Linked DNA regions of Mus musculus: region 1 is linked to region 2. A link is a loop called in an ENCODE intact Hi-C map of the cell type or tissue named here. Cell type or tissue: heart. All regions are shown on one strand. Links, peaks and the distances in the headings refer to the core of each region. The heading gives the core; the rest is flanking DNA.

Region 1 (2,820 bases), core at 60-2,559, 55 kb before region 2:
CAGGCAAGAAGGAATGAAAGTTTAGACATTGAGAAGAGGGAAGAACACAGATATCCAAGAGTTATGACCAGAGGAGAAGCTTCACTGTCTCCTCTTACCCCACCTTTCCTACCTCACCTGCAGACAACAGAAAGTCCTTATAGGGACTCAGATACCCCTGATGTAAATACCAACTTGACAGAAGAATACACAGCTACTTAATCACACTAATACTTCATCTCTATGACTAAGCAGTAGGTAATCCCAGACAGCTGCCTAGAAGTTCCCAAACATGAATTTGTTTGGCAAGAAAGACCAAACATTCTGATTTGGGGTTGAGCTTTTGTTCTTTGGCTAAAGGCATTGTGGTCTGTCATACATAGCCAAGATCTCCATCTTCAAATTATCACCCAAGTAAATTTTTTGCAAGCCAATAGTGATTGTTTCCACTTTCAGCCCTAGCCAGAACTCAACTTACATAGAATCCAAGCCTGGGTATTGCTAATACTCCTTGCATTATGACCTGTGGGGTTAGTACTGTACCCCCATGTTTCAATGGTTAGGAAGGCCTTCACCATATTTAGCTTAAAGGAAAGAATCTCAACAAAATATGGCACATCAATTTTGTCGGTGATAATAGGACTATGACTGAGACCTGGGGCTAGAAGGAACCAAGCACTTAGAGCCTTCTTTCTGTGCTATTTTGGCCAAAGTAGGAAGTCTGGAAGATTTTGGTCTACTTATACTCAGGTCTCTTTTCTGTGGGTTCAGCATTAGTAATGCTCCACCTTATTCGAGGCAAGAAGGAGACTGCATAAGTTCTTCAAAGTTTCCTGCTCCTGAAAGCAAAAGCCATTTGTCTGCAGACCTAGGAGATGAGAATTTCTGGGTAAGAATTAGTGGCCATGTTGCTTTAATTATGATGCAAAATACATTGGCACTGGCACATCTGAGTATATCCCTGGCTCCAAACACAGTGGTTTTCAGGGTGGTGCCACGGCTGATGATGTTGCATCATAGCTGAGGCAGACTGGCAAGCTTCCACTCACCCTAGAGTCTCCACTCTCCGTGCCAACATGCTTCACCACCACCCCCCAGCCCACAAATATGCCACACAGGATCTTCCACAAACACACCATTTTCCCTTCAGGAAACAGTGTGGCTGTCCCATCCTCATTTCTTTTGGGACGTGCATTCTATTTTGCCCAGATTCTCTGAAAATCAGATGAGGCTTACCTCTAACCTAGCAGAACTTTGCCCAGACTTGCTGACCACAGGTGCCACTTCCTCAGCAAAAATACCTGCAGCCCAGCCATTTTTTGCTTTAGCTGAGTTACAGAATTCTTTAGAAGCTAACAGCACGACTATCAATCTGCCTTCCCAGAATTGCTTGGAATGTCTTCCTTTCTCAGTGGCTGCTAGGTACCTGTACAGGACCTAGGTGAGGGAAAGGCCATGGCCTGCCCATATCTAGGCTGCCTTTCTCCTTCCTGAACTCCACTTTTCCAGGAAGCCTCAGAGTAAACTAAGACACTGTGAATCTTTTGTCAGGACTCTGGTGTCCTTTGAAATAAATTAGTCTTAAATGGTATGTACCTCAAATTTAACTGATTAGTGACCCATGTTAGAATGAGATCAGAAAGGGATTTAAAAAAATATATTGTATCACTTTGACCATTTTCATTGCCTTTCTTTTAATCCATTTGTCCATTTAAGAATTTTTTTAAATTGTTCTTGTTAAATACAAAGGATAATGATAAGTTAAATAAAAACAAGATTATTGACCTATGAGAGTGTTTCATAGGAGACTACTTCTAAAAGATATCAGAACAATGTATATATCAAGGAGAAAGAAAGTGTACCACTTACTATTGAAATAGTGCTTTAACAATAAAAGAGACACTGGAAAGATGGCTCAACAATTAAAAGTGCATACTGTTCTTGCAGAGAACCTGAATTCAGTTCCTTGTACCAGTGCCAGGCAGCTCACAACATCCTATAACTCCAGCTGCAGAGGATCTGACACCTCTGGACTCTATAAGTACCTATATCCTCCCACCCACATGCAAACACACAGATACACTGTAAAACAGATAATGAAAATAAGTCTTTAAATGAATACATAAACTAAAAAGAAACCACCACGTGTATGTCCAATAATTCTCCCTTGTATTTTCTCTCCTTGGGAAAACTAAAACAAGAGATACCTCTACCTTAGAGACATGATTAGAAGAAAGAAAGAAAGAAAGAAAGAAAGAAAGAAAGAAAGAAAGAAAGAAAGAAAGAAAGAAAGAAAGAAAGAAAGAAAGAAAGAAAACTCTCACCTAAAAGGAAATGAATGATTATTATGGAGCTAGATATTAATTACTATTATCTGGGAATACGGATTTAGTTTGTCCTGAAAAGGCAAGCTCCACTATGATAGTGATACGTGGGATTTTTAAGTTAGGAAACAAAAAAGTCATATTTGAAGGCATTTATTGAAGGCATTGATAGGCAGGTTACAAAAAAAGCAGAGAAAACTTCTATATATTTCAGAATTATCTAATGACATTCTTAGATTCTGAGTTTATGGAAGCTAGTCTTCTGCTAACATTTTTCAAATATATTTTCAAGACTTTAATAGACAGAATGACACTAGATCAGACACAGGAGTGGATAAGGAATGGTTTTCAAAAGGACCTAAAATAGGCCAGGATAACTTGACCCTTACATTTTAATACTCTACAACCCAAAAGTTGGTCATTTAGCCTAGAATCATTTACACAGATAGACTCATCCTTCCTTTCTGTGTTGTTCATTCTTTCTTTCTTCCTTCCTTTCTTTCTTCCTTCCTTCCTT
Region 2 (2,820 bases), core at 151-2,650:
TCAAACACTGCAGGCTTTCTCTCTGCTCAGCAGAGTCCCATTTTGATTTTCCCTATCCCAATGTTTAGTAAAAATCACAGTAGAAGAGGGGAGGTACATCTGTCCTTTACCCCAAACCTTACAGCTAAGAAAAATTGAGACACAAAAAGAAGGCAGGTGTAAGAGATGTCATTTCATCAGGACAAGAAATAGAGGTGGCAATTGTTTCTATTCAGAGATATTTAGGCCACCCTGACACTCAGCAGCCTTATGTTACTGGGGGTGCCTGGGTCCCCATACCACCTATTAGTGAGCCTGAGAGTAGACACAGCACTAACCACTAGCCCACTCAGGCTTATCTCTCTTGTACTTTCCTGCCTTAGCTTGCAATCTGAGCATTGGCTCTGAGGTGTTCTTCACGAGAATCGTATCCACAGAAGCCTATATGGCTTCTAAATTCCCACAAGACAATGCACATTGTGGTGGTTTGAATATGCTTGACCCAGGGATTGGCACTCTTTGGAGGTGCAATGTTACTGGAGTAGGTGTGGCTTTGTTGGAGGAAGAGTGTCACTGTGGCTGTGGGCTTTAAGACCCTAGTTCTAGCTGCCTGAAAGCCAGTCTTCTATCAGCCTTCAGATGAAGATATAGAACTCTCAGCTCCTCCTGTACCATGCATGGGTGTTGCTATGCTCTGCCTTGATGAAAATGGACTCAATCTCTGAACCTACAAGCCAGCCCCAAATAAATGTTGTCCTTATAAGAGTTGCCTTGGTCATGGTGTCTGTTCGCAGCAGTAAAAGCCTAACTAAGACACACATTAAGGAACTAAGCAAGGTTCATCTCTCCATTTTTAAATTATTATTAAAACCAGTAAAAATTGCTATACAGTAATTCTGGATCCATCCAAGTCATCTATTAGTATTTCATTCCTTAGGGTCTTAACCATTTCCAAATTTTGGCCATATTAATTTCAGATATAAATAATTTTCTATGCTGTCAGTACTTTAATAAGAATTAGGGTCTCGTTACCTAAGTTTAGAAAAGGCACCAGAGCAACTTGGCAGAGATTTAGTTGGGGAAAGCCCTCTAAGGTGGAAAGAGACTGAAAAGGCCCAATTTTAGAACCAAGGATAAAACCAAGGATAAATTTCATGCACTGAAATTATATGTAGGGCAGACCTAGATCCAGAGTAAAGACACAACTGTTTTTAATAGTAACTGTCTCTTTAAATCTCAGCCTTGGCAACTCAGCCACTGAAATAGGTTAGGGATCTGTGGGTACCGCACAGTGGAACATTTAATCAGAAAACAAAGAACTTTCTGGAACAAAGAAGACAAATAAAAGCCTAGACATGAAAATGTTAACTGGCAACTTAAGTTCAGGGGACAGCCGTGTCCAAATTCACTGGGCTTCTGGCCCAAAAAGCAAACTCTGGAAGACTGGGAAGAGTTACATTGTTTCCAAACTCATGCAGTGGCCAATTGCCATGCTAGCTTGGCTCTTCTGCAGTGAGATATGAGAGATTAACAGAACAAACTGCAATGGCTTAGAAACAAGTATTTCCTAGTTACTACATTAAGATGTGTTTCTTTATTCTCTGGAAAAGAAATGAGTATCCTTTAACATCTTCATGGGAAATACTTGGGTTTATTTCAATGATCTTCTTGTCTGGGTATGATGGCACTGGAACACACTGAATTTATTAGTTAATGACTAATGAATCACATTTTATTTGCATGTTTTAAGACAGTTTCAAAGCTCTTGTGGTTAATTCAAGCAATAAAACATCTCTGAGAAACCATGGCTGAAGTGCTTGCATTGGCTTTGCCTCCTTTATTCAGTGTAGAAGAATGATTCCAGAAGGCAAGCCAGCTATGATTGTGTGCAAAGTGATCACTGCAATTACCCTTTGCGGTGACAAAGACCTCAGAGCATCATGCACTGCTAACATTTGCTCCCCTACTGTGATTAAAAGATGACATGCTGAGACTTACATTCATCAGGCGCCATGAGATTCCAGGGTATTTTTCTCTTGTGTAAAATAGACAGCATTATTTTCCAAACTTGAAGTTCAGGTTTAGGTAATTTTCTTAGATACATAGGATATGACAGAACCAGGCTTAACAGGTGACATGAGTGCCTTTACAGAAAACAGTAACCCTAACTCAGTCCTCAGTTGACTTGAATGGGAAGAATTTGCTAAATTATATACTTAGCAAATAGGCCAGAACTATTCTAACAAAATTCTCTATCATGAGCAACAAGATTCTTGGGTATCACAGTATGAGGAGGTCGGCTGTGAAGAGACAGAGAGCAGGTGAAATAGACTTTAAGGATGGAGACACAGAGGAGCCCAACCCACACAGATATTTCAGAAGGAAGATAGCTACCCACTTTTAGATTTATTCCCTCGATTGTTTAAGTTTACAAGGAACTCCATCAAATAGATCAACCCCTATTCTACACTATGGTTGTTCAGATTTGGGACTGAGGGGAGAGCTTTTCAGGATCTACGTAAACATCAAGTGCTCTCAAATCTTAGAACCTTTATAGCATGTTTTGAGCACTTATCATTAGATACATTTTGAAATATATGAGGAAGATGCATTACTGATATCGAGGAAGGTCAGAGGAAACCAAATAAGTACACCTCATTTGTGGAATGAGTGGGCCCATGAATAAATATGACAAGAGAGACCTAAGTGTTAAAGGATAAAAGTGGGGGTGGGGGGTGTCACATCTCTCTTGAGGCAGAGAAGACCTTTCAACAATGGTGTGTGATATGAGGCTTGCTAGAATAGTAAACAGTGGTGACTGGGGAAAAGTAAGCAAAAGAA

Evidence for each region. Hi-C counts contacts between places; a loop is a spot of excess contacts. Peaks named below come from ENCODE experiments on the same cell type or tissue, not always from the same donor. Only the 100,000 strongest peaks of a DNase experiment are listed, where the experiment ranks them.
Region 1: a loop joins it to region 2, with 2.1 times the contacts of the local background. A loop is called at or near these places in 1 of 42 quality-filtered maps.

Annotation. Positions count from the first base shown.
Region 1 is chr3:21,761,110-21,763,929 of GRCm38, forward strand. The region is part of intron 1 of 7530428D23Rik (RIKEN cDNA 7530428D23 gene); the gene reads right to left. Among named protein-coding and RNA genes, the nearest start is that of 7530428D23Rik, 38 kb to the right of the region's middle. In heart, for the core only: no CTCF peak of the experiment used is centred there; no DNase peak of the experiment used is centred there.
Region 2 is chr3:21,815,788-21,818,607 of GRCm38, forward strand. No RefSeq gene overlaps it. Among named protein-coding and RNA genes, the nearest start is that of 7530428D23Rik, 16 kb to the left of the region's middle. In heart, for the core only: no CTCF peak of the experiment used is centred there; a DNase peak (open chromatin) is centred at 1,454.